Regions from separate parts of the Homo sapiens genome. Here all the other regions are linked to region 3. A link is an interaction called in ENCODE POLR2A ChIA-PET data of the cell type or tissue named here. Cell type or tissue: A673. All regions are shown on one strand. Each heading gives the region's core, and the rest is flanking DNA. Links, peaks and the distances in the headings are about the cores only. Region 1 overlaps SAMD8 (sterile alpha motif domain containing 8). Region 2 overlaps ADK (adenosine kinase). Region 3 overlaps ADK (adenosine kinase).

Region 1 (10,844 bases), core at 3,623-8,622, 890 kb after region 3:
TGTGGAGAGAGATATGGCCGGATTATAACCTGACAGGCTTAAAAATCAAGGCTCTCCATTTGGCCTTTCCTGGTGAGGGTGGGAGTGGAAATGGGGCTGGTTTTTTATGTGGTGTTTGGCTGGAATAGAGTGGGTTATTGTCTAAAAGTCTTACATCTTGCTAGGCTGTCTCTTTTTCTGGTCCTTTGGTTTTTCTTTTCTTTCTTTTTTTTTTGAGGTGGAGTCTCACTGTCTCCCAGGTTGGAGTACAGTGGCATGATCTCGGCTCACTGCAACCTCTGCCTCCAGGGCTCAAGCGACTCTCCAGCCTCAGCCTGAGAGTAGCTACTCAGCCTCAGAGTAGCTACTCAGCCTCAGAGTAGCTGGGACTACAGGCACACTCCACCGCGCCCAGGTAATTTTTTGTATTTTAGTAGAGACGGAGTTTCACCATGTTGCCCAGGGTGGTCTCAAACTTTTCAGCTCCAGCGATCCGCCTGCCTCAGCCTCCCAAAGTGCTGAGATTACAGGCGTGAGCCACTGCACCCAGCCGGTCTTTTGTTTTTTCTTGGAGCTTTTTTTATCTGCACCTTTGACATTTCCAGGTTGCTAGCTTCTCTAGTATCCACTTTGGGATATATATGGCAAAATAAACAAACAAAACACCCAAAGAGCTCACTACTGTGTTGTTCCTTGGGTCCCAAGGTGCCTGGCCAGTCAGTCTTCCTCTTCATTTCTCAGAGTCTTCTTATGTTTATTTTATATATAATGTCCATAGAGTAATAGGAAAAAGTATGTCTACTCCATCTTCCTGCAAGCAGAAATCCATTTATTTTTTAAAATGTACCTGTCAGAGGCCAGGCACCATGGCTCATGCCTGTAATCCCAGCACTTTGGGAGGCCAAGACGGGCAGATCACTTGAGGTCAGGAGTTCGAGAGCAGTCTGGCCAACGTGGTGAAACCCTGTCTCTAGTAAAAATACAAAAATTAGCCAGGCGTGGTGGCGCACGCCTGTAGTTCCAGCTACTTGGAAGGCTGAGGTGGGAGAATTGCTTCAACCCGGGAGGCGGAGATTGCAGTGAGTTGAGATGGTACCATTGCACTCCAGCCTGGGTGACAGAACGAGACTCCATCTCAAAAAAAAAAAAAAAAAGGTACCTGTCAGAAAAATCTAGAGAGCAAAACGGTACACATACTGAAGAGTAGCTCTCTCTTCTGTTCCTCTACTTTTTAGAAGCTGTTTCCTTCATTCTGTCTTCATGTCTGTCATTATATTCCATCCTGTCTCACAATCTGTTTTACACTCTTAAGACAATTTTTCTTTCTTTTTTTCTTTTTTTTTTTTCCTAAGATGGGGTCTCACTCTGTCACTCAGGCTGGAATGCAATGGCACAGTCATGGCTCAGCTTCCTAAGTAGCTGGGAGTATAAGCACATGCCAGCACAGCCAGCTAATTTTTTTGTTGTTGTTGTTTTTGTTTGTTTGTTTTTTACAGAGATGGGATTTCACGATGTTGCCCAGGCTGGTTTTGAACTCCTGGCCTCAAGTGATCCTCCCGCCTCCAGCTACCAGAGTGCTAGGATTATAGGTATGAGCCACCACACCTAGCCAATTATTCTTTCTAAAACACACTCTGATTATGTCATCCTCTTTTTCAGCTATCTGCAGAGAATCCCATTGTGTGTAGAATGTTTTTAACTTGACAGAGGTTTCCATGGCTCTCTCAGGTCCTCGTTTCCAAGAAGGAACAACTGTTGTGTCTAAAAGGGCTACTGCCTTATGCAGCCTATTTGCTGCATGAACTGTGCATGATGTATGCCCAGGGACAAGCCTTTTAAGAAGTTCATCATTTGAGGCTGGGTGTGGTGGTTCACACCTGTAATCCCAGCATTTTGGGAGGCTGAGACGGGAGGATCACTTGAGCCCAGGAGTTTGAGACCAGCCTGGGCAACATGGCAAAACCCTATCGCTACAAAAAAAAGTACAAAAATTAGCCCAGCGTTGTGGTGCACACCTGTGGTCCCAGCTACTTGGGAGGCTTAGGTGGAAGGATCACTTGAGCTCAGGAGGCAAAGGTTGCAGTGAGCCAAGATTGTGCCACTGCACTCCAGCCTGGGTGACATAGTGAGGCCCTGTCTCAAAAAAAGGAAAAAAAAATAAAGTTCATTATTTGAAACATAGTCGAGCCCACAGCTATCAGGGACATTTCTGAAACAAGTACCTTGGGCACCTATGTGCTTCCAAAGCTGTATGTGAAGCTACATAACTACATGAGTTGTGCCATTCGCAGAAAGGTAGTCAAGAATCGAACTTGTAAAGCCTGCAAGGACCAAACATGTCTACCTGACTTAGACTTTTGAGTGCTGCCCCATGACCTCCACCAAAGTCCGTATAAGGAGCCGACTCCTTAAGGACTGAAGAAAAACTATCTTCTGGAAAAAGATAAAGTGGAGATTATACTAAAAACAAAAACAAAAAGGTTTTCATCATCTGGCCCCAGTTTATATTTTCAACTTTTTATCTTGTTATTCCCCTGTGCCTTTTACATACTGATGGTTCACCACTGTTTCCTGCCTTCATACTTTGGTCATGCAATTTCCTCTGCTAGTATACTTTTATTTTTATTTATTGATCTATTTATTTATTTTTAAATTTTTGCTATTGTACTTTATTCATCTCTATCCACATAATTTTACTACTCCTTTAACGCTTAGCTCAAAAGTCACTTCCAAGAACTCTTTTCTGATTTTACCAACTGGAAATAACTTCTCTTTTCCAACTCCTTTAACTTTCCAATTTTTAGCAAATTAGATAAATATCCACTTTATTAGTCTTTTGAGGATTGAGTGAACTAATTATGACTCTCTTTAATATCCCTTTCTAGACTGTAGAATCATTGAGAGCAAGATCTGATTCAGATTCATTTGGATGAATGCCACATTGCCTAGTGTAATACCCTTCATATAGTATGTGTACAGTAAATATTTAATAGATGAATAAATGTAACATATGAGTGCTTTTGCTTTTTTTTTTTTTTTTTTTTGAGACAGTATCTTGCTGTGTCATCCAGGCTGGAGTACAATGGCATGATCATAGCTCACTGAAGCCATAACCTCCTAGGCTCAAGTGGTCTTCCCACCTTGGCCTCCTGAGGACCTGGGACTATAGGCACGTGCCACCACGCTGGCTAATTTTTTTTTTTTTTGTAGGGATGAGGTCTCCCTATGTTGCCCAGGCTAATTTCAAACTCCTAGGCTCAAGCAATCCTCTGGCCTTGGCTTCCCAAAGTGCTGAGATTACAGGCCTGAGCCACCGGGTTGGCCGGATTGTATCCTCAGTGCCTTAGTGTCTGGCATCTCTATATAATAGACACTTAGTAAATGTTTGAGACTGAACAGTGCAAAATTGTGATTCAAAAAGTCTTCATTAGGCTGCGCACGGTGGCTCACACCTGTAATCCCAGCACTTTGGGAAGCCGAGGCGGGTAGATCACCTGAGGTCAACGGTTCGAGACCAGCCTGGCCAGCATGGTGAAAACGTGTCTCTACTAAAAAATACAAAAATTAGTGGAGAGAGGCGGCTTGTGCCTGTAGTCCCAACTACTCGGGAGGCTGAGACAGGAGAATCGCTTGAACCTGGAAGGCAGAGGTTGCAATAAGCTGAGATTGCGCCACCGCACTCCAGCCTGGGCACAGAGCGAGACTCTGTCTCAAAAAAAAAAAAAAAAAATCTTTGTTATGTAATGTAACTTTGATACATTCTTCTGCTGATAACTAGAAAATATTTAGTATTTTATATTTGAGATTTAGTTCTTGCAGAAGTACAAGAGCCCTCAGTTCATGTGAGGCAGTATATTGTCATGGGTAAGAATATGAACTTTAAAATGAGATTGCCTAGGTTGAACAGTTCTCTGTACTACTTGCTAGTACAAGTTGATCTTGGGGAACTTAACCCATTTATATCAGTTGTCACATCTATAAAATGAGGAAATTAATAGTACCTACTTTATATAGTTGTGAGGATTATTTGGGCATATAAGTCAAACACGTAGAACAGTTCCTCAGACACTGTAAATGCCATGAATGTTAGCTAATTTATTGTTACTTCCTGAAAATGCACTGAACACGGTTCAGAACTTGAGTTTGTGAGTTAGGGTGTACATTCTTTTTAAGGAATAACACTCTGCTGACATCACATATCCTCTAGCTGTACATCCTGTCTGCTTCCTACTATTTTAACTAGGTATTGAATGGATAGCTGATAATCCCAGTTACATGACAGACAGTATTCAGCATGTAAATGTTAAATAAACAAGTCCTCTTGAGACATTTTAACTCAGAAAGGATTAACTAGTTCATGCTAAGGAACAACATGTACTTTTGTTCACTGTATTTCCTTTGAAGAATATTTTATTTGTTCTGGTTGAATATACTTTCCCATTCAGTGCAGTTAACTCTTCCTAGGTGATAAACCCTTTACCGGTCTTTACTGACAAATTAAAATGACTATTTAACGTTCCCTGTATTATTTTGAACCTTAAAACTGTTTTAACAGCCCTCTAAAATTAATCTGGCTCTGATTTTTTTTTCTTCTTTAATTTTTTTTTTTTTTTTTTTTTGAGACAGAGTCGCTGTCACCTAGGCTGGAGTGCAATGGCGCGATCTTGGCTCATTGCAACCTCCGCCTCCCAGGTTCAAGCAATTCTCCTACCTCAGCCTCCCGAGTAGCTGGGATTACAGGCACATGCTACCACGTCCAGCTAATTTTTGTATTTTTAGTAGAGACAGCATTTCACCATGTTGGCTAGGCTGGTCTGGAACTCCTGACCTCAAGTGATCCACCTGCCTCGACCTCCAACAGTGCTAGGATTACAGGCGTGAGCCACCGCACCCGCCCTTCTGTTTTTTTAAATTTTAATAAAAACAAGGTCTCCATATGTTGCCCAGGCTGGTCTTGAACTTCTTCGCTGAAGCAGTCCTCCTGAGTTCGCCTCCCAAAGTGTTGGGATTACAGAAATGAGCCACCATACCCAGCTTAGATATTTTTAATAACAGGTGAATTCTGAAATCTACATTGGTGTAAGATTAAAAGAATACATATGGTATTGTTCCATTCATATAAAGTACAAATGCAGGGAAAACTAAACTATATTGTTTATGGATATATGCTTAGGTAGTAAAGCTATAAAGAAAAACAAGGGATTATCATGAAGATAGGTTTGTGGTTACTATGGGTGGTCGGCAGGGGGTGGGGAAGGGAATTATTGATTAGAAGTGGTACACAGTGATACTGGGCTGGTGCCTTGGGGTGATTACAGATTAAAGGAAGTGAATAGTTGCAAGCCTGAGATGAAAAGATTTGCTTTTTTATCCAGCTGTTTGTATTGCATTATTAATACATGCATATAATTGGTTTTAGTGCCTAAATAGCAAAATTTCAGACACATACTGACGAAAATGTATTACTTCTTCTGCAAAAGGGTCTTTTAACAAAAGTTGACACTTTCGTAATATAGAAGCCCTACTTTTCCTCCATACTTCTTTCTGTATTCTGAATCACCTAAAAAAAAACCATCTCAACTGGATCTTTTTTCCAGTGTGCTTTTCTTCTAATTCTAAAGATATTTATTATATCTTCTTTGTACTTCCTCTTCTTCTTCTTATTTTTTTTTTTTTAAAGACTAGGTCTTGTTCTGTTGCCCAGGTGCAGTAATAGCTCACTATAGCCTGGAAGTCCCCAGCTCAAGTGACTCTTTTGGACTTCTGGGTTTTTTTGTTTGTTTTGAGATGGAGTCTTGCTCTGTCACCAGGCTGGAGTGCAGTGGCATGATCTCGGCTCACTGCAACCTCCAACTCCCTGGTTCAAGTGATTCTCCTGCCTCAGTCTCCCAAGTAGCTGGGATTACAGGCATGCACCACCACACCCAGATAATTTTTGTATTTTTAATAGAGACAGTGTTTCACCATGTCGGCCAGGAGGCTCTCATCTCCTGACCTCGTGATCCACCTGCTTCGGCCTCCCAAAGTGCTGGAATTACAGGTGTGAGCCACCGCACCCGGCCTGGACTTCTTTAAAGTTAAAATGATTAGCTAGTTTCATTTGGCATCTTTAGATTTGAATTTGTCATCTACGTAGGAAAAAGAAGTTATATAATCTTAGGGACAGTAGAAAATGGTTTGTTTATATAGCCTTAGATACATAACAAAGCCATTAATGTTTTAAGAAACACCCCAAAGCCATCTGAGTAGCTACATGAATACATATGATTGGAGATTTGTGTTAGGTTTAGCTGTGATCTTAACCCTTGACATCATAGTATAGTGGTTAAGAGTAGAGGAAATAAACAACTAGGTAAATCTAGAATACAGGTTATTCTACAAAGAACTACCCTGAACTTGTCTCCCCCTAAAAAGAAACAAGAGCTAGGGCACTGTTCTAGACTAAAAGACACTAGCAAGATGTGATGACCAAGTGTAATACATGAACCTAAATTGAATCCTGATTTTTGGAGGAAACAGAAATAAAATAAATTTGAGGGGCAATTAGGGGAGATATTATGGTTAATTTTCTTAGGTGTGGTAATGTGTATTGTACTTATTTAGGAAGTTGTCATTATTATTAGAAGATGAATAACAACTGGATGCCGAAATATTTATGGTGAATATCATAATGTCTTTATATTAAACAGTTAAGAAGTGTCTTCAAAATAAGATATGAATGCTTAAAAAAAAACACCTATGATCAGCCAGGCACGGTGACTCACGCCTGTAATCCCAGCACTTTGGTAGGCCGAGGCAGGCAGATCACCTGAGGTCAGGAGTTCGAGACCAGCCTGACCAACATGGAGAAACCCCGTCTCTACTAAAAATACAAAAAAAAATTAGCCGGGCTTGGTGGCACATGCCTGTAATCCCAGCTACTCGGGAGGCTGAGGCAGGAGAATTGCTTGAACCGAGGAGGTGGAGGTTGTGGTGAGCCGAGATCGTACCATTGCACTCCAGCCTGGGCAACAAGAGCGAAACTCCATCTCAAAAACAAAAAAAACACTATGATCATTCTTTAAATCTCTGGTAGGATTTAGTAGCTTTATTTTCAACCCATCCTTTAGCTCCAAGGAAAAGCAGCATGAAGTGATGGAAAGAGTACTGAATTTGTTGTCAAAATTCTTGGAGTTTAATTTCAGCATCAATATTAACTCTCTAGGTGACTTTAAATCATTTAAATTATAATAATTTAAATAATTTGTGTAAAGCAAATCTGGCAAAATGTTTGAATCCCAAATTTGAATCCTGGCTCGGACAATTTCAAGTAGGACCTTGGTCACTTCACTTAACTTTTCTGTGCCTTCATTGTCTCGTGTAAAATGAAGATAATAGTAATGTCTACCTCATAAAAGTGTTGTGAGGATTAAATAGTATTATAAAGATAAAGTGCTCAGAATAGTGCCTGAGCATTCAACAAATGTAGCTGCTGCTGCTGTTATTGTTTTATATTTATTTTATTATCTATTACTTTGAAGAGAGCTTGGAAGACTCAAGAGGTAGAAAATATAAAACAGAAGTCCAGGCAGGCAGAACCCTCAAAACAACTAGGCAAAGATCAAGCAGTTGTTGTTATAATTAGGAAATGAGATCCCACATGAAATCACCCTGCAGGGTCTAACCTGTAGTAGGTATTCATAAATGTTAGTTTCCTTCTGTTATCCCTTTCTTTCCTTCCTCATTTTATAGTATTATTTAATCTGAGGCTTGCAGAGCACTATGTGACCATCCATTCTAATTCTGCTTCTTCTCTGCTTCTGGTTTGTATAACATTGAGTCTTCGAGGTGCCTTTGCACACATCTTATTTCATCTATTACATTTTGATTTGATGTTGGCTTGTTGCCTCTACTAATTACTACATAATACAGTTGAATAAAATATAGTTTAAGCATATACACAGAACTGTCTGAAAAGAAAAATCACGCTCTAGTGTTGACTGAAGATATATAATATTAAGAAAAATTATAGGTTATTTTATATTAAAACATATACTAATTAGAAGCTTAGAATCTGTCTATAATACCAAAATCTAATAGCCAGAAAACAGAATTTTGATTATTAAAAATAACTGATCAAATTTATCTACAATTTATATATTTCTGATAATTAAAGAAATAAGTGAGTCTCCAAAATATGGTAAGAATATTTTTTAAAAATCTATAATAAATCTTTAAATCTCTGTTAGAACTTGATAGCATTATTAACTCATCCTTTAGCTCCAAGGAAAAGCAGCATGAAATGGTGGAAAGAACACTGAATTTGTTGTCGAAATTCTTGGAGTTTAATTTCAACACCAATATTAACTCTCTAGATGACTTTAAATACTCTAAACATCTTGGCATCTCAAGCCTCACTGTGCATTAGAATCACGTGGGGAGCTTTTTAAAAAATGCAGATATAAAATTTCTGTCTCTTCTGAGATTCTGATTCAGTTGTCCTAGGATGAGGCATGGACATTGATACAAATACACTGTAAAATTTCAGACTATTCTAATGTATAGCCAGGGTTGAAAACCTTTGTATATGTAGTTTCCTTGGAAGCCTAGGCAAAGGAGGCATCAAAGAGAATTGGCTTTTTATATCCTACACTGTCTAGGAGAGAGAGAGACTGAAACTGGGAGATGCAAACAACCTTTTCTAGACAGGTACTCTCTGCTCTGTGGCACTGATGTTACGTTAGGTCTCACAGGAAGCTGGATTAGATTTTGCCCAAGACGATCTGTTTTTCTTTGCCCTGATTACTTGCTCTACAAGTAGCGTTCTGATTATTAAATCAGCCTCCTAGACACTTCAGAATTATAAAAGGATGTGCCTGAGATAATGCTTGAGCATTCTTTTTAGACACTTGAGTGTCTAGAATTGGTTCTCTAGTTTATCCATTAGTACCTTGTGAGTTTGCTTTTAGTCTCTCTTGGTTTGACCAACTCTGGGGAACTGACAGGGTCAAGTTTTGATCTCTAAGGGTGAATACCAGATCCTGATTCCTGGTAAATTTACCAAATTAGTGACCCTGTGTTATCTCTTGACATTTGGACATTTTAAATTTATGGATATAAAACTCCCTGAAGCCGTGAAGAATTTGTAATAAAGTATTATAATAAAAATATAAATAAAGAGAAATATGTAATAAAATCTTTCCTGTATACTCTTAAGACTGAAATAGCTGTCCAAAGGCAGATTTTTTTTTTTGCCAGCTATGGTGGCTCACGGCTGTAATCCCAGCACTTTGAGAGGCCAAAGCAGGAGGATCACTTGAGCCCAGGAGTTCAAGACCAGCCTGGGCATCCTAGGGAGACCCTATCTCTACAAAAAATAAGAAAACTAATTGGGCTTGGTGGTACACACCTGTGGTCCCAGCTACTCAGGAAGCTGAGGTGGGAAGATCCCTTGGGCCTGGGAGGTCAAGGCTACAGTGAACCGTGATCACACTACTGCACTCCAGCCTGAGCAACAGAGCAAGAGTCTGTCTCAGTCAATCAATAAAGAAAGAAAAAGGCAGGTTTTTGTTTTGTTTATAATGATCCTGATTGACTGTTGGTGGAAATGTAAATACAGCCATTATGGAAAACACTGTGAAGGTTCCTCAAAAATTAAAATAGAGGCTGGGTGTGGTGACTCACGCCTGTAATCCCAGCACTTTGGGAGGCTGAGGCAGGCAGATTGCTGGAGCTCAGGAGTTCAAGACCAACCTGGGCAGCATGGCAAAACCCCATCTCTACAAAAAAAATACAAAAATTAGCTAGGCGTGGTGGTGCGTGCCTATAGCCCCAGCTACTTGGGAGGCTGAGGTGGGAGAATTGCTTGAGCCTGACAAGCGGTGGTTGCAGTGGGCCAAGACTGCACCACTGCACTCCAGCCTGGATTACACAGTGAGACCCTGTCTCAAAAAATAAAATGAAATAGAACTACCATACGATCCAGCAATCTCTCTATTGGATATATGTCCAAAGGAAATGAAATCAGGATGTTGAAGAGATACTGCACTCTCATGTTTATTGCAGCACTATTCACAATAGCCAAGATAAGGAATCAACCTAAGTGTCCGTCTACAGATAAATAGAGAAAATGTGTGTATGTCTGTGTGCATGCACCATATTCATATTCAGCCACAAAACAGAATGAAGTCCTGTTATTTGCAGCAACATGGATGAATCTGGAGGACATTATATTAAGTGAAATTAGCCAGGCACAGAAAGACAAATACTACATGATCTCACTCATATATGGAATCTAAAAACAAGTTAATCTTGTAGAAGTAGAAAGTAGGATAGTGGTTATCAGAGGCTAGAGAGAAAGGATAGGAGAGGAGGATGGATAGAGGTTGGTCAGCAAGTACAAAATTACAGTTAGCTCCATCCATGTCCCTGCAAAGAACGTGATCTCATTCCTTTTTATGGCTGCATAGTATTCCGTGGTGTATATGTACCACATTTTCTTTATCCAGTCTATCATTGATGGACATTTGGGTTGATTCCATGTCTTTGCTCTTGTGAATAGTGCTGCAGTGAACATACGTGTGCATGCATCTTTATAATAGAATGATTTATATTCCTTTGGGTATATACTCAGTAATGGTATTGCTGGGACAAATGGCATTTAGTGGGAGCTGAACAGTGAGAGCACATGTACACAGGGAGGGGAGCAACACACACTGGGCCTGTCAGTGGGGGGCAGCCGGGAGAGGGAGAACATCAGGATAAATAGCTAATGCGTGCAGGGCTTAATACCTAGGTGATGGGTTGATAGGTGCAGCAAACCACCATGGCACACGTTTACCTGTATAACAAACCTGCATGTCCTGCTCATGTATCCCGGAATTTAA
Region 2 (10,844 bases), core at 3,101-8,100, 99 kb after region 3:
AGAGACGGGATTTCATCATGTTGGCAAGGTTGGTCTCAAACTCCTGACTTCAGGTGATCCACCTGCCTTGGCCTCCCAAAGTGCAGGGATTATAGGCGTGAGCCACTGCACCCAGCCAACATTTATATTTCTTTAACTTCATATCATTTGCTGTAGTTAGCTGGATCATATTTCTTAAATTTTACTTTATTTATTTATTTTTGAGACAAAGTCACGCTTTGTCACCCAGGCTGAAGCTCAGTGTTTGCGATCTTGGCTCACTGCAAACTCTGCCTTCTGGGTTCAAGGAATCCTCCTGCTTCAGTCTCCTGAGTAGCTGGGATTACAGGCTTCTGCCACCATGCCCAACAAATTTTTTTTTGTATTTTTTGTAGAGACAGAATTTCACCCTGTTGACCAGGCTGGTATTAAACTCCTGACCTCAAGTGATCCACCCACCTAGGCCTCCCAAAGTGCTGGGATTATGGCCATGGGCCACTGTGCCCAGACAAATTTTACTTTCATAGTAACATTTTGCAAATGTAAAAATTTTATAATTTGATTAGTAATGTCAGACTCTATCAAGGTGATGCTCTCTTAAAAGTTGTTGATGATAATATTAGATGAGAGATGTATGTAGTTATGAAAGACCCTGAAATGATTGTATTTTTTTATTTCTGTACAAAGTTTACTCACATTTCTATGTCTAGCCATAGCTATTCTAAGCCATAGCACAAAGAACTGTATTGTGATGGTGAGACTATAAAAAGGTAAATTTAGAGAAAGCTTCCAGATCTGCTCTAGAATTTATTACCATCTGGTCTCTTTGGAGACTAGTATAATTATTCATGGGAATGTTTTCAACACAGAAAAGCATGGTTTGTGTATTGGCAGAAAGTAAAAAGTACCAGTGGTTTAAACCATATGTAGCTTTTTTAGAGTTAGGCAAGGGAAATGAACTGAAGACCTAATTGAGAGTCATCAGTAGTGATGCAATTTGTGTCAATTTTGTCAGAATCTGTTCATAATGAACAAAATATTGCACAACAAGAAAAACTGAAGGTATTAGAAATATAACTCCATTTGAAGAGTATTACTTTATCTTAATTTAACCAATGAAATGTAAGATGGTGTCAGCTAAGTATTTGTGTAAATCTCTGAAATAACATAAGGAATATATGTCAAATTTTGATGACTTTTAAAAATGAAAACACTCATGTTAAAATAATTTTAAGCTTGAACACTGGAAGAATGTCTTATTAAGGTTATTTTTCTTAAATTGAATATGAATGTATTATTTTAGATCATTTTAGATGTGGCATGGACTTACTACTGTTCCTCTTAAGAAGCAGAAATATTTTACAGTCTTTCTTAAGCTTAAATTGATTTTATAGAAAAAGGAAAAAAAAACTAAATATCTTTTCACTTTCCATTCTAACAGTTACTTGGAGTCTATAAAAAATGAGATGACAAATCAAAAAATTGAAATCGTCTATTTTTTCAGCTATTTTAAAAGAAAAATGCCTAGTGGGCTGGGAATACACAAGAAATTTAAATTTGTGATTGAGAATAAGAAATGCATTTGTGGTTTTAAAAAAGAAATACCAGCATGTCACATTAAAAATATGGCATCTACAGTATTGTACAAAGGAAAATGTATTACATTAGGAGGGGGTATGTTGTACTTTATTTAGAGAACTAGTGCAGGGATACGAATGAGAAGTATAACGCCATAGAAGGCATGAGCATTAGTAATCCAGTCAGAGAGGAAGAATTTTGCTGCCTCCCATGTAACATAAAACAGATGTTCCATTCTATTAGAACCTTACTAAAATGAGAGTTTAGATCATTGGTCAATAGGAGAAACATGAACAATGGCAATTTAATAATTTTGAGGGTTTATCTTATTTGTGAGTTAATATCCATGGTGGGGAGTATGAAGGGATGCCTGCCAAATGTTATTTTATTTTTGATATCTTGATTGAGAGAGCTGAAAGGCAACAGTAAGCTATACTAATTTTTAATTTATTGTTTTGCAAATTTAATCTATTTTTTTCTCAAAAACTGTTGTAAGAAAAAAAGATTTCAAAATTATAAGTCCTGATTTAATGCTTGAATAGGTATTGAAGCATATCTGAAAGTATAATTAATTAACCTCAAATGAATACTGTAAACATTAAGTAGTTGGCAACTGAAAGTAGACGTATGCAGAAAGGGACACCAGGGATGGTACCACAGGGTCCTGGGTATATTTTTGTTTTTTTAAGGGAAGATTTACTTTTTTCTAGAAAAGAAATTCTTTTCAAATAAATTTATTTTTCAAAAAATACTTTTTTTCAAAAGTATTTTTTCCATTTTAAAATTAAGTTATAATTTATATACAAAAAAGTGATCTTTGTAGTGTATGTTTCTGCAAGTTATGACACATGCACAGTCTAGCAACCAGTATCAGAAATAAGATAGAGAATAGTTTCATCACCTCAAAACTTTCCCTGTGTCCCCTTTGTAGTCTTCCTTTCCCCTACTTCAGCCCTTGGCAATCCCTGCTCTGTTTTTGTTGACAGAGACAGTTCTCCTCACTTGTTTGTGAAGACTGTAAGGTTCTGACTGCCCTTTTTCCTGGGACATTTCTCAGGGTTATATATGCAGCTGATAAACTTGAGACATGAGATAACATCTGTTCCCAGACAAAAAGCAAGCTTATTTACTGCTTGCTATAAAATTGGTGGATTCCCTGAGTTCAGTGCTTCTCATTTGCTGATGCAAACTCACTACAAGCATAGCATCCATCTGAGCATCCCCAAAGGACTTGGGATGAAGGGAACTGATGCAAATGTGCTGATGTTCTTCTGTTTTGTCATAAGTAATGAAGTGTTTTTTCTTTGACTGAGGAGTCTTGTGTCTTCTGCCTGCATCCATGAATTAGTTAAGAGGCTTTTGTGTTAGCTTTTATTAAATAGGGTAAAATCAAATCCCAGTCTCCATAATTTTCTGTTTGTATAGTTTTGCCTTTTCCGGTGACTTGTATTGAGGGTTCCTGCTTCTGGCCAACAACCTATGAGTGATTTTTTAGGTCTGATCATAAGGCATTTACAGAGGTTTTCCTGGCAGGCTTCATAGGGGGAGGGCTGGTCTCCAGAGCAGACTTGGTGCAAAGCTTTTATAGTCTCTGAGGGGAATTGCAGTCAAGGACCCAGCCATCCTCTTATACATATCTGCGTTCCTAGCCTAGGTGCCTTCATTCAGAGGCCTCTTTATGTGGGGCTTTTGGGGAGGCTTTCCTTAAGTGTCTCTGTCAAGACTTTATTGGGGAAAAGAGGGGAAGACACTTACCAACTCTTTCTCTACTATGACTTGTACTTTTCTGTTTCTAACCCTTCCCTCTCTAGCCTTCACTCGACTCCTGGGTCTGTAAAACTGCCAGAATCTTTTGTTGGGGGTTCCCTTTGGCAATGATGCAACCCTCACATTTGTGCTGGTCTACCTGCCCTGTGACCAATGTGCCATGCCACAGGGGAAAATGGAATGGGGGGTAGCTGGCACTTTCTCCAATTTAGCCTCTTATACTGTCACAGTGATTACAGACCTATTCTTTATTTTATTTTATTTTATTTATTTATTTTTTTGGCTTGTTGCCATTGGCTGTGCCAAAACGTGGCAGCCCAGCTTTCTCCAGCTCTCCTGAGGTACTGATACACACAAATGGAATCATGTTGTGCATAGCCTTTGAATCTGACTTTCTTCAGTTGACGTAAGTTCATCTTAGATTCATCCATTTGCTTTGTCAATAGTTTTTAAATTTTAATGGCTGAGTAGTTTTCTATCATCGTGATGTACTGCACCTTGTGTCTCTATCCACTCTAGAGGGATATTTGAATTGTTTCTGGTGATTATGAATAAAGCTGCTAAAAATATTTATACGTTTTTGTGTTAACATAAATTTTCATTTTACTAGATGTATTGCCAAACTCCTTTCCAAAGTGGCTGTGCCATTTCACATTCCCACTAGTAATATATGAGAGGTCTAGTGGTTTCACATCCTTTCAGCACTTGATATTGTCAGCTTTTATTACTACATCAATTGTAAGGGGGAGAGGAGCATCTCATTGTTTGTTTCTACTTCCCTAATTATGTGAAGCACATTTTTATATGCTTATTTGCTATCTGTATATGTTCTTTGAAGAAGTATCTCTTCAAACTCTTTGCCTTTTTTTTAAAAAAAATTGTGTTTATTTTTGTTACAGAGTTTTGAGAATTCTTTATCTGTTCTGCAGACAAGACTTATCAGATGTGTGATTTGCAAATATTTTCTCCTAGTGAGTGGCTTGTGTTTTCATTTTCCTAACAATGTCTTTCAGTGAGCAGAAGTTCTTACAAATTTATGTACTTTTAAAATGGATTATGCTTTTGTGTCATATAAGAACTCTTTGCCTAATCCAGGGTGAGAAAGATTTACTCCTATATTTTCTACTAGAAATTTCATAGTTTTACTTTTTACATGTAGATCTGTGATCCATTTTGAGTTAAGTTTTGTGTATATTGGGTGAGGTCTGTAACAGAGTTTTTGATTATTGTTTTTTGCTATTGTTTTTTGCTTTGGCATATGGATATCCAATTGATCCATTACTCTTCCCTGAAGTCTATTTAAATCTCTTTAATTGCCATTGTACTTTTTTGAAAATCAATTATGTGGTTGTATATCTATGTTCCATATTCTGTTTCATTGATCTATATGTCTCTTCTTTCTCCAATATCATACTTCTCTGATTACTGTAGCTTAATGTGTTTGTTTTTTTTGCTGTCTAATCATGGAAGTTGAATTTATTGCATTTTACAGGTCAATATTTTTTGTAGTTGTAGACGTCTGTAATTTTGCACTGTTAATTTTAATGTAATGGACATATTAGAAATTAGGTTTTCAATATGCAGGGGAAATGCTGTTAATTTACAATTGAAGAGAGTTATGAAATAATAATAAATAGAAAAAGTAAATAGAGAAAGGAAAGTACAGTCATCCCTTAGTGCCCATAAGGGATTGGTTCTAGGACCCTCTGTGGATACCAAATCCATGGATACTCAAGTCCCTTAAATGGCATAATATTTGCACATAACCTATGCATATCCTCCCATATACTTTAAATAATCCCCAGATTGCTTATAATACCTAATACACTATAAATGCTAAGTAAATACTTGTTATACTGTGTTATTTAGGGAATAATGACAAGAAAAAAGTCTGTACCTGTTCAGTACAGACTCAACAACTATCCATTTCCCCCACTTCCAAGTATTTTTGATCTGCTGTTGGTTGGTTGGTCTGCAGATGCAGATCCCATGGATATGGTGGGCCTATATATATGTCTTATTTATTGTCACTACCTTTTGCTTCCAAGTATTTTTTATTTTTAATGAGAGTTATTTTGTTGTGGTGGGTGGTTTAACATACATAAGTTTTCCCAGCAGCAGAACCCTGAAGCAAGGATTTTAGAACAAAGTCTACTTTGGAGACGTATGTAACAGGCAAGAATTGATGCAAGGAAAGCAAGGCAGCTAATGAAGACTTACTAACTAAACTAACACAATAGGTTGCTGGAGCTTTATCTTGTGGGATAATTCTGGGAAAGTCAGTGTCAAATTTAGTTTCGGGACTAACTCACCTGAAGTGTGAGAGAGTGAGTATATTTCCTGTTACTGGTTGTGGACTGCCATACAGAAGACATTGCACCTGCCTGGTGCTGTGGTGGGCAGAGTAGCATTCAGCCATTCAGAGGAAAGCCCTGAGGGATACAGAGGAAGATACTGGCTATTGGAAGTAATTTGGAATGGTGGGAAAGGGTTAGGTCCAAAGGATACTGTACAGACACTGACATTATCTGACTCATGCCTTGTGAATTTTAAGTGCCTTTCCTGGGTTATCAAAGTGAATAGCTTTAATCAAATCATCTCTATAAAGACATTTCTAAGTAAATTTTCTATACTTACACTCCTCTACTTTTTATTACTACAGCTGGCTTCATTAGCTTTTTGTATATTAATCTGTGTTGTCCTACTATTAGCTAGAAGAGCTTACTAACTGTGAGCTTGAAGATATTGTATATTCCCTCTTCGGATGATTTTTTTTTTTTTTTTTTTGAGTCAGAGTCTTGCTCTTGTAGCCCAGGCTGGAGTGCAGTGATGCAATCTCGGCTCACCGCAGCCTCCGCCTCCCGGGTTCAAGTGATTGTCATGCCTCAGCCTCCCGAGTAACTGGGATTACAGGCACCTGCCACCACGCTGGGCTACAAATGTATTTAAGAATCTTAAATGAGCTGTGATTGCACCACTACACTCCAGTCTGGGTGACAGAGCGAGACCCTGGCTTCAAGCAGTCCTCCTGCCTCAGCTTCCTAAAGTGCTGGGATTACAGGCATGAGCCACTACCCCTGGCCTAAATTCCTTTTCTAGCCTCTATACAGAATTTCTAGGATAACAACAACAACAACAACAACAAAAACTTAAATGATAAAAATGAATATATAAAATAGCAAGTAAGCCATGTAAAATATTTTCAATATTCTTAGCCATTAGAGAAGTGCAAATTAAAACTATAAGATACTGCTGCATACATATGTGGATAGCGAAAGTAAAAACTGGTGAGAATACAGAATGAATGGATTTCTCATCTGTTGCTGATAGGAAAATGACACAGCCACTCTGGAAAACAGTTTGGCATTTTTAATAAAATTAAAGATAAATATTCCATATGACTCAGCAATCATATTCCTGAGTATTTAACATAGAAAAATGGAAATTTATGTATATGTAAAAACTTGCTACACAAATATTTACATCAGCTTAATTTGTAATTGCCTCAAACTGGAAAGAATCCAGATAACTTTCAACAGGTGAATAGATAAACAAACTGTGATATATCTATCGAATGGAATACCAAGCTTTGTAAAAGAATAAATTACTGGTACAGTCAACAGTTTCCGTAGATCTTAAGTTCATCACACGAAGTAAAAAAAAAGCTAAACTCAAAGTGTTACATACTGTATGATTCCAATTATATAGTATTACTTAAATGAAAAAAAATTAGTGTTGGAAAATTAACCTGTCATTCCAGGAGTTAGAGATAATGTGGGAGAAGGGGATAGGTATGACTATAAGGGAGTTGCAGGAGAGGGCTTCTTTGTGGTGATGGAATAGTTCTGTGTCTTAATTGTGCTGGTGAGTACATGAATCTTTACAGCTGATAAGATTTTATAGAATAGTACACACACACTAAGAACAATGCATGTAATGTCTACTTTGGGGAGCTTTTTTTAAAAAAATTTCTTTTAAGAGACAGTGTCTTGTTCCATTTCCCAGGCTGGAGTGCAGTGGCACAATCATAGCTCACTGTAGCCTCAAACACCTGGGCTCAAGGGATTCTCCTGCTTCCAGCCTCCCAGGTAGCTAGGACTATAGGTGCATGCCACCATGGCTCGCTAATTTTTTTATTTTTATTTTTTGTAGAGATGGGGGTCTCACCATGTTGCCCAGGCTGGTCTCAGTCTCCTGGCTTCAAGCAGTCCTTCTGCCTTGGCCTTCTAAAGTGCTGGGATTACAGGGGTGAGCCACTGCCCTGGCCTAAATTCCTTTTTTAGCCTCTTCACAGAATTTCTAGGATAACCAATATAAGTAAAGTAGATGTTATTTTTAAAATGATCCACTTTATACACTAAATTAAAAGACAGTCTTGATTTCTTCAAAATTCTTTGCTGTGAAGTGAAACGTTTGGTAATCATATATCTTGTTGACATAAACATACAGATTCCTCTGCATGTAACATTCTTTTCCTTCACTTTACCAATTTGTGCCCATTTCACGTATCTCAGCCTATATCCCTTTTTCATGATCATCTTACCTCTGACATAACTCTTTCACCCACCAAATCTGTGTTTGGTGTCATTTCTATGATGGTCCCATACAAAGCTGGACTCATTTTACAGATGCAAAAAGTGATGAAATAATGAACAAGTTAATGGCCCAACTGAAACTGTGGTGTTGGACATAAACTTTAGAATAAATCCTAAATCTTAAGTGTGCAAATAAATTATTCAAAACATGAGATTACCTAACCTATTCTAGTGATATTTAACAGAGATATGTTTGTAACTGGTGGAAGAAGAATCACTCCCTAGGTACAAGATCAATTACTGTTCATTTTATTCACCTGAAGATAAATCACTTTCACAGATTTTGCAGACTACTTCTTTTCCTGAAAAAATGATTTATTAAAGTGGAGGTTTCTTTACTATATCAACACTGGCTTACTCTTTTCTTTATAATACTTCTATACTGAAAGAAGCCAGAGGCCAAAAGTAGTCTTGTTTGTGCTGCTCTTTATTTCATTGTTATTTTTAAACCAGATGATGAAATTCCCTTCCATTTTGAAGGGCCATTTTTCATGTACATAGGAGGGAATTTAAACTGTTTGAGTTAATATTAACATATTCTATTACTATAAATTGGTTTTAGTTTGATTTTAAAATAGCATATTAATTTACATTTAATTTTAGTATTCAACTCTGATCAGAAAAATAGTATTTTGGATGTAGGGGTAAGGAAAAGGTGTGAAATTCCAGTTAAAAATCTAAAGTACTGTGTTTATTGTTTCATTGTGTGTCTGCATTTAGTATTGTTTGTATGAGAAAAAGTCAGTTGTTTCCTTATATTCCCATATAATTTTTGAGTAGTATGACAATCTTCATTTATATACCTGATGACTTTTAATTTTTAAAATGTTGTCTAAACCAGGTTTCAGGTGATATATCTTGCTTCCTAATTTGACAACTCTGAATATTACTATTGAAACTTGTAAGCAAGTAGAAATTAAAATGAAGCCATACATAGCATTTGCTTTGATTAAAAAGAATAGAAACCTAGACTGTTTTGGAAAATTCAGTGTATATTTCAGTGTATATATATTATGTGTTTATATATTGACAGATCTGGGCATCAGAATAGAGTCAAGAAATAACATAAATAGAAATTCAGTAAGAACACATATGAAACTGGAAACCAGTGGAGGAAAACTGAGGAATTGCTGTTTGTGAGAGACTTATTTTTCACTCAGTATACTTTTTTTTACTGTTTTAATTGTCTATATAGCATGCTGCATATTACCAATTTTAAATACTTAATTTTGAAAGATTAAAATGGCTGGCAAATTTATTGCCCATTTGCAAAGTACATTTATATCAGGCATAGTACAATATGTAGAATGTTATTGGAACATTGGAACATTGTGTCTGAAATACTTTTTTAAAAACCTCATAAAATATGAAAATACTTCTTAATGATTTCAATATTAACTCTATTCATTAGACATCTATCATTATCCTTTATGTCAGAAACTTAGAGTGAAATCTTATTAGCTTGATTGAAGAACACTTGTTCTCATTTCATTGTGCTATAGTTAACATTCAAAGTTAAAGTTATTTTTCTTCTCCTTGATAGTATACTATAATAAGTATATTCAAAGTGATGCTCTAGATTTGTTTCCTTCACATTTAGACTTGCATTTTTACAATGTTTATACTAAGGTTTCTTACACTTGCCATAGTATATCTGTGCGGTGGCTTACTCCTGTTAATCCCAGCAATTAGGGAGGCCCAGGCAGGTGGATTATGAGGTCAGGAGTTTGAGACCAGCCTGGCCAACATGGTGAAACCCTGTCTCTACTAAAAATACAAAAAAAAAAAATTAGCTGGGTGTGTTGGCGGGTGCCTGTAATCCTAGCTACTCGGGAGGCTGAGGCAGGAGAATCACTTGAACCTGGGAAGGTGGAGGTTGCAGTGAGCCGAGATCCTGCCACTGCACTGCAGCCTGGACAACAAGAGCGAGACTCCGTCTCAAAAAAAAAAAAAAAAAAGGATTTTTGCAATCATTAACTTACTTCTTGCTGTCTGTTTTTATTGTCTTTGGCTGTCCTTCTTAACTTCTTCAAAGATTTCTAGTATATTTACACTCCTTAATCCTAAATCCAGTGTATGTTGGCTCTCATGGTAGTTTTCCATTTCATGTACTTGCTTGTATAATATAAATCCCTGTTCTTGGTGTTTTGTGTATTTATTTATTTGGCTGCCATTGTATTGAAAATTGTCTTGACAATTCATTTATGAACATCATTAGTACAGCAATATGTAATTCAAAACCAGCATGCTCAAATTTGTACTATTCTGGTTAGTTATTGCTATGTGTGTATTTTCAAATTTTTAAAGACTTAGAGAATAGTAAAACATATACTTAGCACAAATGATATCACTTCTTGGTACCTTTCTGTGAGTCCTTCTTCCCATAAGGAAATTAAATTGTTCTTTGTTTTCATGCTAAGTAGCATGAAAAAAAAGCTTTATTGAGATAAATCAAATTTAGAGCATTTTTATCACCTCAAAAAGAGCCCATATACATTAGCTCTCACCCACTCAATTATCCCTCCTTGGCTATTTTGGGTCCATTGCAATTCCAAGTGAATTTTAGAGTCAGTTTGTCAATTTACACAATGAGTATAGCTTGGATTCTGATAGGGATTGTGTTGAATCTCTACATCCATAATGGGTAATATTGCCAATCTTAATAAAATTTTCCATGAATGTGGGATGTTTTTCCATTTATTTGGATCATCTTTAATTTGTTGCAACAATGTTTTGTAGTTTTCAGAGTATAAATTTTACACTGTAAAGAAAACTTATTCCCAAATATTATTTTCTTTTTGATGCTATTGTAAGTGGAATTCTTTTCTTAATTTTATGTTCAGATTATTCATTGCAGATGGCTTAGAGATACAATTGTGTGTGGTTTTTGTTGTTTTGTTTTTGAGACAGGCTCATGCTCTGTTG
Region 3 (10,844 bases), core at 1,928-6,927:
AAATATTTTGAGAATGTAGCTATGGCAGATTTTAATGTAAGAGTTATGCCAACACTATTTCCCCTTAAGGGTTGAGTCAGACCTTTTGGGAATGATATAGACTTGGGGGTCTTGAGTGAACTTTTAGTATTTATTAGCAGCCAATCTAACCTTGAAAACTCTATGTTGATTTCTTTTTGGAAAGTGTTGAACAATTAAATAATACATGTTAAAGAACAAGGAAGAAGGGCATTGTTTTAATTATTTTGTGATCTAATTTAATCCCCACAGCAACTCTGTGAAGCAGATATTGTAATCATTCCCATTTTACAGATGAGGAAGAGACTTCGTAACTTGGTTTATATAAGAAAAGGATAGAACTGTTTAGATCTTTTTGATTGCTTTCCATTTTGTATAAGTTCAGTGACTTAGGAACCTTTTTTAAAAAACTTCTTTGGAGGAGTGATATTGTTCATTATGAACATACCTACTTGAAAAGTATTTAAAGGTATTTTTCATGGAAATTATATTTTATAAGTTTTAGTATGGTTCACTAGAAATACGTCACAATTTGTAGGTAATACTGTGTTTTATTTTGAGTTGGCTAATTGTTAAGGTAAAACTTTAGAGGATAAAGTGAGCTCATATTGATGAATGGTAATCTGATATTTCCAACAGACTAGGTCTTTTTTTGAAGTTCATGTATTATAACTTTATTCTTTGTGATACTAGCTCCCTCTGTAGAACTTCAATAAGATTGCAACTGGACTTTTTCAATAATTTAGAAAAGTGATCTAAACATTATCTATAACATTTCCCTGTAAAATTTTACTTTGTATTCTAATCAGTTGCAAGTGGGTTTTTAAAAGTATAAATGTAACATTTATAAAAATGTTTCACTTTGTACACACAAAGTTTTAATAACATATACAAAATAAAACTTTCTTCAAACATTCCTATAACTTTAATGCTTTTTTATTTAGGAAGGCTAGAGAGAGGTGTGATTTCTAGGTCTGTAGGTCTGTGTTGAGTAAAGCCTGATGGAAGCCCTAGGGGAAAAATAAATTTTGACGTTTAGCTGGATACTTGAAATTATCCCTTTTTTTTTTTTTTTTCTGAAACTTTCCGGTTTGACTTGGGTGGGAAAATGTTCATAAGGGATTTTTTTTTTTTATCTTGTAGAGAAGGGGAAAGCAAACTTCTACAACAGGTAGAAAGAGCAAAGAGAAAATCTTAGCAAGATCCAGAAATTTAGTGGAGAATTGCAGGAAAACATTCTTGACATTTACGGTTTAAAAAAATTTTCCTTTTTCTTTTTTTCTTAAGAGGTGGTCTCACTCTGTCGCCTAGACTGGAGTTGAGTGGCATGATCATAGTGATCGTTCCACCTCAGCCTCCTAAGTAGCTGGGACTACAGGTATGTGCCACCACGCCTGGCTCCTTTTTGTATTTTTAGTAGAGATGGGGTTTTGCCATGTTGCCCAGGCTGGTCTTGAGCTCCTGGACTCAAGTGGTCTGCCTACCTCAGCCTCCCAAAGTGTTAGGATTACGGGCGTGAGCCACTGCACCCTGCTCACATATATGAGTTCTATGAGTTTATGCTGTTGTTGGAAAATCCTTTGTTATCAAAGTCTACCAATTTTCCTGTGTGGGAGTGAGCTTACTTATTTTACCACCACTTTTTCTCCTTTCTTTCTGCTATGGTTTGAATGTTTGTCCCCTCCAAAACTAATGTTGAAATTTAATTGCCATTGTAACAGTAATAAGAGGTGGAGGCCTTTAAGAGGTGATTAGATCATGGGGCTCTACCTTCATGAGTGCATTAATGCAGGAGTGGGTTAGTTATCTCTTAGAGGGTTGTTATAAAGTGAGTCTGGCCCCTCAAGCACTTGCTTGCTGTTTGCCTTCTGCCATGGGATAATGCAGCAAGAAGTTGCTGAGCAGAAGCTGGCACCATACTCTAGGACTTCCCAGCCTTCAGAACTGAGAAACATATTAATGTTTCTTTCCTTTATAAATTACCCAATCTCAGGTTTCTGTTAAAAGCCGTAGCAATCAAACTAAGACACTCCCCTAAACCATTTTATATTAAATTGTAAGTTGTATAATTAGCTCTTCAAAGATGTTTTCTCAGACATAATGTAAGCTCAATGAAGGCAGAGGAAATATGATTGACTTGCAACATGGAATTTAGAAAAATGAGCGAACTGATTTCAACCATAAAGCTAGGGACTAAAACATACAAATGAGGATAAGAAAGAACTGAAGTACATATGCTCTTTCAGTTTCTAAAAATTTAACTGTATTTTCTTCTAAGTAGATTGAAGGATGTTCTTAGGATTATGCTTGAGTAGGCTTTTAAACAATTTTGTGTGGATAATTATCTTTGAAGCCTTTGTTAGTACTAAACATCTTTATTCTGTTATAATACAGTTTATTCAAACAGACGTACAGTGTGTATTGTGGCACAAAGAAATTCAAGAATGATTCTTATTCTTTTTGTTTGTTGGCCTTGACTAAATTTGATACCAGATAATTGCTTTAAAGGATAGGCCAATTTTATTGGTATAACAAATCTACCCTTCATTATCCATAAACCACTTATATAGTAATCTGGTTTTCCTATACAGGCACACCTTGGAGATATTGGGGGTTTGGTTCTAGACTATCACAATAAAGTGAATATCACAATAAAGAGAAATACATGAAGATTATATTCCCCAGTGCATATAAAAGTTGTGGTGATATCACACTGTAATCTATTGTATACAATAACATTGTGTATAAAAAATGTATATGCCTTAATTTAATGTAATCTATTGTATACAATAACATTGTATATAAAAATGTATATTCCTTAATCCATAAAAATACTTTATGGATGAAAATGCTAACAATCATCTGAGCCTTTAGCAAGTTACAATCATTTTGCTGGTGGAGGGTCTTGCCTCAGTGTTGATGGCTACTGACTGATCAGGATGTTGGTTGCTGAAGGTTGGAGTGTCTGTGGCAATTTCTTAAAATAAGACAATAATGAAGTTTGCTGTGTCAGAGCCTTCCTTTCATGAAAAATTTCTCTGTAATATGCAATGCTGTCTGATAGCATGTTACCCACAGTAGAATTTGGAAAATTGGAGTCAGTCCTCTCAAACCATGCTGTTACTTTATCAACTTAAGTTTATGGAATATTCAAAATTCTTTGTTGTCATTTCAGCAGTGTTCACAGCATCTTCACCAGGAGTACATTCCATCTTAGGAAACCACTTTTTTTGCTCATCTATAAGAAGCAACTCCCTGTCCATTCAAGTTTTATCATGAGATTGCAACATTTCAGTATCCATCTTCAGGCTCCACTTCCAATTCTAGTTCTCTTGCTATTTCTACCACATCTGCAGTGACTTCTTCCCTGAAGTCTTGAAGCGCTCAAAGTCATCCACAAGGGCTGGAATTCACTTCTTCCAAACTCCTGTTAATGTTGATGTTTTGACCTCCTCCCATGAATCACGAATGTTCTTAATGGCATCTAGAATGATGAATACGTTGCAGGAGGTTTTCATTTTAGTTTGTCTGATCCATCAGAGGAATCACGGTCTATGGCAGCTATAGTCTTGCAAAATATATTTCTTAAATAATAAGACTTGAAAGTCAAAATTACTTCTTGATTTGGGGGTTGCAGAATGAATGTTGTATTAGCAGCCATGAAAACAGCATTCATCTCCTTATACATCTCCATCAGAGCACTTGGGTGACTGGGTGCATCATCAATGAGCAGAAATATTTTAAAAGGGGCCAGGCATGGTGGCTCATGTCTGTAATTCCAGGACTTTGGGAGACTGAGGCAGGCAGATCACCTGAGGTCGGGAGTTCGAGACCAGCCTGACCAACAGGGAGAAACCCCGTCTCTACTAAGAATAGAAAATTAGGTGTGGCAGTGCATGCCTGTAATCCCAGCTACTCGGGAGGCTGAGGTAGGAGAATCGCTTGAACCCAGGAGGCGGAGGTCATGGTGAGCCAAGATTGCACCATTGCACTCCAGCCTGGGCAACAAGAGTGAAACTCCATCTCAAAAAAATAAAAGCCTAGCCTCCCAAAGTGCCAGGATTACAGGCATGAGCCACCGCGCCTGTCTGTCCGCCCGTCTTCTTTTTTAAGAGCAAGAAAAGGTTTCCCAGAAGTACTCTGGTAGATTCTTATCACACACACATTCCTAAACCAGTTACTGGCAAAGAAAATAGAATTATCATGATTAATTAGCATATTCTGAAGTACATGCTTCCTTATAACTGAACAAAAATTAGAGCTCCACTGGCAACGCGGAAATGGCTGTTGACTTGGCAACTAATAGTGAATTGCTCACAATGTTTAAGTGAAATGGCCTGTCAGATTTCCTGGGAACACAGGAACCAGGGCCAGACTTAGAAACGGCCTCAGTAAGAGGTTTTCTAAAACTATTTTCTGGTATCGTAATTATTCCTAATTACCTTGTGCACTAAAAAAATTTAAAAATTTTAAATTTAGAATTTTAAACACATTTCCTGACAGTAACCAAGATATAAAAATGTGTAAAATTGAGTGAATATATTTTAAAGCATGGAAGATTTGTGTTACCCTCAGACTTGAAAGGGAACCTGCAAAGTTATGGTCTCATGGGAAATATTGTTTCTTTTTGCCTTGACATAATTTTCAGGCTCTTTGGTTTTATTCTAAGCAACCCAGCAGGGCACCTTTAAAAAGAAACAAACAAAATTACTGTCTCTAAACCAAAGAAGATAGAAAAATACATTCAGGAGAATAGTATACATTGAAAACTGCCACTTTAGCTAGTGCTTTTTTTTTTTTTTTTTTTTTTTTAAGACGGAGTCTCGCTCTGTTCCAGGCTGGAGTGTAGTGGTGCGATCTCAGCTCACTGCAACCTCCACCTTCCAGTTTCAAATGATACTTATGCCTCAGCCTCCTGAGTAGCTGGGATTACAGGGGCCAGCCACCATGCCCAGCTAATTTTTTCATATTTTTAGTAGAGAGTACTTTTTAACTGAGAAGAGATGCTGTAAAGTTTTAGGAAATCACAGTGGGGACAGTAGTCATACTTCTACTTTCTTCTGAATATAATATTGTTTCTTTTTTCTCCTGCAGTTACTTATTTTTTTTTTCTTTTTGCTTTAAGGCTTGGTAGTTCTGAGAATTTTAGATTCAGTTATAATCGAATGTAACTATCAACACATGTTATGGAGTAGTATAAATTGTTACTTGATGTTTGGAGTTGTTTTACTCAGTCACTCAGCAAAGGTAAGATTAGATCTCCGTTAGATGAAAAGTATTATCTCTTATGCAAAGAGACATTGGTTAGCTCTGGATGAAGACAATGGCTATGGGGTCAGTCAACCTTGTAGAAAGAATAGGCTAGGCACAGTGGCTCATGCCTGTAATCCCACCACTTTGGGGTGGTCGAAGCCAGTGGATCACTTGAGCCCAGCAGTTCGAGACCAAACTCGGCAACATAGTGAGAGCCCCCTCTCTACAAAAAATTTGAAAATTAGCCAGGGCATGGTGGTGTGTACCTCTGGTACTAGCTATCAGGAGGCTGAGGTGGGAGGATCTCTTGACCTGGGGAGGTTGAGTCTGCATGCAGTGAGCCATGATTGCGCCACTGGACTCCAGCCTGGGTGAGAAAGTGAGACCTTGTCTCAAAAAAAAAAAAAAAAAAAAAAAAAAGACACAATAAAAGTAAAATTGTATAATCTCTGGAAAAAACAAAATAGGCTGTCATGTTCTAATACTCAATATGTAAGGATGTTTAGTATATTAGTGGGTATAATTATTAATAAAATATTCTATTTAGTTATCTTTGAACCAGTTTGTAATAACCAAACCACAAAAATTCAATTTGCTTTGTATGTAAAAATCTTTTAAAATAGAAAGTCCTGCCTTAACTTTCATAAATCTGAATGTGAGCATATATTTATGCTTTTCATTTCTTTGCACAGCTTTTTTTTTTTTTCCTCTAAGACAGAGTCTCACTCTGTCACTCAGGCTGGAGTATAGTGGCACGATCTGAGCTCACTGCAACCTCTACCTCCCAGGTTCAAGTGATTCTTGTCCATCAGCCTCCCAAGTAGCTGGGATTACAGGTGTGCAACACCATACCTGGTTAATTTTTGTATTTTTAGCAGAGACAGGGTTTCGCCATGTTGTCCAGGCTGGTGCACAGCATTTTGTTGTTGATGTGTGAGACTTGTAATATAACAGTAATAATGCTGTCATTTCTTAAAGATGATATATAATCCTATCAAAATATTCCTGGGAAGTAGGTATTTGTCAGCCTGTCAGTGTTTTCCTTTTATTTTGTGTGTGTGTGTGTGTGTGTGTGTGTGTCTGTGTGTGTGTGTGTTTTAGTACATTCTCCCAGATGCTGAAATTTTCCCTTTAAACTGTTACTATGATGTATGTCTTATTTCTTTCTCTTTTTTGGTCCTAATTATGCTCTCAGGAGTTAAGACAGTATAAAATTATGTTTTTTAAAGGAAACTTCATCAAATACTTGGAAATTAGCAAATATTTTTTAGAGGTAGAAACTGTCATTTATATTCCTAAGACTTGTAGGCCATTGTATTTGTTGACTGACTGATTTGACTGAGAACCTAGTGTGTGATAACGTGTCACTGTTTCTGTCAACTTATATAATTGAGGGTCTTTTTAATTGTTCTTACCTTAGACCACTATATACTTGTGGTCTTATAAAGTATATTTGAAAATTATATGCATTTTCATGTTTTGTCTGGGCCTGGGAAAAATATTTATTTTAAAACTGTAACATCTTAACCTTTAAAACCCATTGTCAGTTATTTGGAAAAATTAGTATTATATGATATGAAGCACTTCTTTTTATTGCTGATTTCAGGTTTCACTATCTGGGAAACTCCGGTGTGGAGACATAGGTCTGTTAACTGTCTTCTTTGTTTTATCTGGAATGTTTTATTGATACTATAAAACAAAACTTATCAGTAAGACTGATTTGGAATTCATATTGTTTGACAGCATTATCACTGTCAATAATTATCCATTGTCAGTATTTGTAAAGCAGAATAAAAGAAGCCATTATTTAAGTTTAATTCCTGAGATGATTCAGCATACGGTGTAATATCAATCTGTGGGAATTTTATTTTAAACTTTTTCTTAGTAAAGTTTACTTTTTAGAGCTGTTTTAGGTTCATTCACAGCAAAATTGAGCAAAGATACAGAGATTTCCCATAATCCTCCTGCCCTCACACATGAATAGCCTCCCCCATTTTCAGCATCCCCCACCAGAGTGGTACATTTGATACAATTGATGAACCAATATTGACACATCCAAATAAAACTATTTTTTGGGGAGGGGAGACGGAGTCTCTCTCTGTTGCCCAGGCTGGAGTGCAGTGGCGAGATCTCAGCTCACTGCAACCTCTATCTCCCGGGTTCAAGCAATTCTCTTGTCTCAGCCTCCTGAGTAGCTGGGACTACAGGCACACGCTACCATGACCGGCAAATTTTTGTATTTTTAGTAGAGACGGGGTTTCACCATATTGGTCAGGCTGGTTTCAAACTCCTGACCTCAAGTGATCCACCCGCCTCGGCCTCCCAAAGTGCTGGGATTACAGGCATGAGACACTGCGCCCAGCCGATAAAACTCTTAGAACAAGATTAATTGATTGATTGAGACAAGGCCTTGCTCTGTCTCCCAGGCTGGAGTGCAGTGATGCAATCATAGTTCACAGCAGCCTGCAGCTCCTGGCCTCAAGTGATCCTCCTGCCTGAGCCTCTTGAGTAGTTGGGACTATAGCTTGTGCTACTGCTCCCAGAAGTCTCTTATTTAATCTGTCTCTTCTAAAGTATAGATGTATAGTTCATACCTTTAGAAATTTCTGAGTTTTTATGGTGGTTCTGCAAATAAACCTGTTTGCTTCTTATTTCTGCCTTCCCTTCCTTCTGAGCCTTTGGTTTTTGATTTTCTCTTATATGCTGGTTCAGCTATCCTTGTTTCTGTTGCTTTAAAGCCTTCAACATATTATGAACATTTTCCACCAAACATATTGTTCTTATGAGTACATCGTAATTTTAGGGCAAGAAGCAGAGATGAACTTTGCTTTAACTCTTTTGTGTTGAAGTATGCTAATGGCAAGCATGTTTTTTAAATATAAAAGTTGTACAAGTTGAGATGTTTAATTCCTTTACTTTAAGAAAAAGCATCATAATTAGAAGGGAGAATTGCTGTTATCTGGAAGGTGTTCAGACAGTTTGGGGAGAAAAAAACAACCAAAACAGCTGCAGTGTAATTTCCATAAGGGAATGGGCTTATATCTTTGTTTATTTGTGTTTGTTTTCCATTGTACACTCAGTGCCTAGCACGGGGTAACACAGTATGTGATTAACCAACAGTTATTGGAAAAATATATTTTAGTGTGTTATTTTAGATAATTAAAAGTACATTTAGGAAATATGCAACCTTTTTGTTTGGCTTTATTAATCAGCTTTAAAATGCTGATGATAGAAGCAGGAGGCAGAGAAATTATAGGCAAATAGGGGTGGGTCCCTGGTGAAACCCCACCTCCAAGGTGAAAAGCTTGAAACCAGCAGCCCAAAGTGAGAACTTCTATTCCTGTTTGCCTGCACTGTCCTGATTGGTTCTTTCTGAATAATGTCTTTTTACCAATTGAATGTTGCCTTTTCCAAAGCTACCTATGGCCTGCCCCACCCGCATCCTGTGCCTGTAAAGCCCCGGACTCAGTAGGTAGAGAGGAGAGATTCTGCCAGACTTTCGGGAAAAGAGATGGCTTGACTTCGGGGAAGAGACTACTGCTGTACTTCAGGGAAGACCACCTACTCTTCCCGTCCCCTCTCCAGCTCCCCTCTCCACTGAGAGCCATTTCCACCGCTCAGTAAAATTCTCCACCTTCACCATCCTTCAAGTGTCTGCATCACTTCCTTCTTCTTGGATACTGGACAAGAACTCAGAACCCACGGAGTGCAGGTACCCAAAAAGGCTGTCATACTGGCCCTTTGCCCTCGCTGGCGGAGGGCAGCCACCCCACGCAATGTGGTAAGGGACCAACTGAGCTGTTAACATGCACACAGACAGACGGCAGAGCTAAAAGACCACTGTAACACTTTCTCTGGGGTTTTGGGGTCGTGGGCACCCTCACCTGGGTGCTGCTGTGGGACCTGCATGGAGCTTTCTCTCGCTGGCTCCTGGAGCAGCCGGCCAGGTCCTGCACTCTCTTGCTAACATGCTCCCTCCTGCAGGGGGTTGAGCGCTGTGGCGTGAGTAAACTGTCGCCCTTGTTGCAAGTCCAATGAAGGGACCAAGAAAAATCCTGCATCACTGATATGAAATGTACCAAATTAAGTAACATCATCTTATTTCTTCTGATTTTGTTTTCAGTTTGTTTATATTCCTTTCCATAGGTATTATGTGTCTGTTTTAGTTCATAAAATTGTGGCCTAATTTATATTTTGACCATTATTCAGCACACTGTTAGTACTCAGGACTAATTTCAGTTGCTTATTTAGACACATCGAAATAAATCACATTTTAAGGCTGGGCGCAGTGGCTCCTGCCTGTAATCCCAGCACTTTGGGAGGTTGAGGCCAGGAGTTCGAGACCAGCCTGGGCAATATGGTGAAATCCCGTCTCTACTAACAATACAAAAGTTAGCTGGGCATGGTGGTGCACACTTGTGGTCCCAGCTACTTGGGACTCTGAGGCACGGAAATCGCTTGAACCCAGGAGTCAGAGGTTGCAGTGAGCCATCACGCCACACTGCATTCCAGCCTGAGTGAGATTACGTCTCAAAAAAAATTTTTTTTAAACATAAATAAAGACCACACTATCTTTTTTGAAGATTATGTTCACATTTCATTCTCTCCATTGAACTGTATAGATGTATTACCTGTATATAAAGAATGTAAATTTTTTTGTATTAAAAATCGACACCTTAAAAAAAAACTAATACCACCACAAGGTTAAGCTCTGAGGAGATTTCAGCTTTACAATAATTACATTGTTACAATAATGTTTAACTTCTCAATAATTAAAAACCAAAGCAATGTTGCAACCTTGGTTCAATATTCAAATATATTTTTCTTGGTAACCAAGCTACTTCACTATTTATAGTACTTTATAAATGATTTAGAATTGTTATGCAGTTTTTTCAAAGAAGTATTCATAAGGTAAATTTAGAAAATTATTTTAAAACGAAAGTGATGCCCACCAGATGGTGCTATTTCGCCTGTTTTATCTGCGACAATAAGTAGGAAAAATGAATATAGAACTTCAAAAAAGTGTATGGAAGATCTAGAATATTTGGGCATTGTATTTTGGGTGTAGATGAGCTCAGTGGAAGGAAGCATTCAAATATTCTAAACTTGTGTTTAGTACTGTATGTTTATCTTGATAAAGGTAAAGATGAATTCCCAGAGTTAATATGCCAGATAACCTTTTATTTAGTCTAAATGTTAAGTAGATTTTTTGAAAAGTTGACCTATATGCAAATTTTATTAACTTCATAGCTGTATATGCATGAAAAATGAAATTATTTATTAGATATGTGTTACCAAAATTTGTTTCAAGATTTCTTTATATTGTTAAGTAAACAATATTACTATCTCATTTGAGTTACATTGTGATTTACAAATTAAGGGAAACATTTTGATTTTTTTATGTGTTTGTAATTATTACCCAGAAACTTAGGCTTGAATTCACTATTTTTACAAAGGAAAGAGATGACTCTTCTAAATTAATTTTTGTATTAGGAAGAGGGCAAACTATGTGGTACAGTGTTCACTTAGATGCAGCCATTGAATGACGATCCATTAGAGTCAAAATGGTTAGT

The links. ChIA-PET counts read pairs that join two places held together with the same protein. Peaks named below come from ENCODE experiments on the same cell type or tissue, not always from the same donor. Only the 100,000 strongest peaks of a DNase experiment are listed, where the experiment ranks them.
Region 1: POLR2A ChIA-PET joins it to region 3 with 17 read pairs; 3 of 35 experiments call an interaction of 5 or more read pairs at or near these places.
Region 2: POLR2A ChIA-PET joins it to region 3 with 11 read pairs; 2 of 35 experiments call an interaction of 5 or more read pairs at or near these places.

Annotation. Positions count from the first base shown.
Region 1 is chr10:75,123,497-75,134,340 of GRCh38, forward strand. All of the region lies in intron 1 of SAMD8 (sterile alpha motif domain containing 8), which reads left to right. It overlaps LOC124902460 (a long non-coding RNA gene), which reads right to left and starts at 203. Exons shown (of 3, transcript XR_007062202.1): 1 at 155-203. It also overlaps the pseudogene RPS26P42. In A673, for the core only: no CTCF peak of the experiment used is centred there; no DNase peak of the experiment used is centred there.
Region 2 is chr10:74,331,669-74,342,512 of GRCh38, forward strand. The region is part of intron 4 of ADK (adenosine kinase); the gene reads left to right. Among named protein-coding and RNA genes, the nearest start is that of ADK, 190 kb to the left of the region's middle. In A673, for the core only: no CTCF peak of the experiment used is centred there; no DNase peak of the experiment used is centred there.
Region 3 is chr10:74,234,051-74,244,894 of GRCh38, forward strand. The region is part of intron 3 of ADK (adenosine kinase); the gene reads left to right. LOC124902456 (a long non-coding RNA gene) reads left to right here. Exons shown (of 2, transcript XR_007062198.1): 1 at 1-6,914; 2 at 8,688-10,844. Among named protein-coding and RNA genes, the nearest start is that of ADK, 88 kb to the left of the region's middle. In A673, for the core only: no CTCF peak of the experiment used is centred there; DNase peaks (open chromatin) are centred at 4,261 and 4,661; H3K4me3 peaks cover 678 bases; H3K27ac peaks cover 1,540 bases.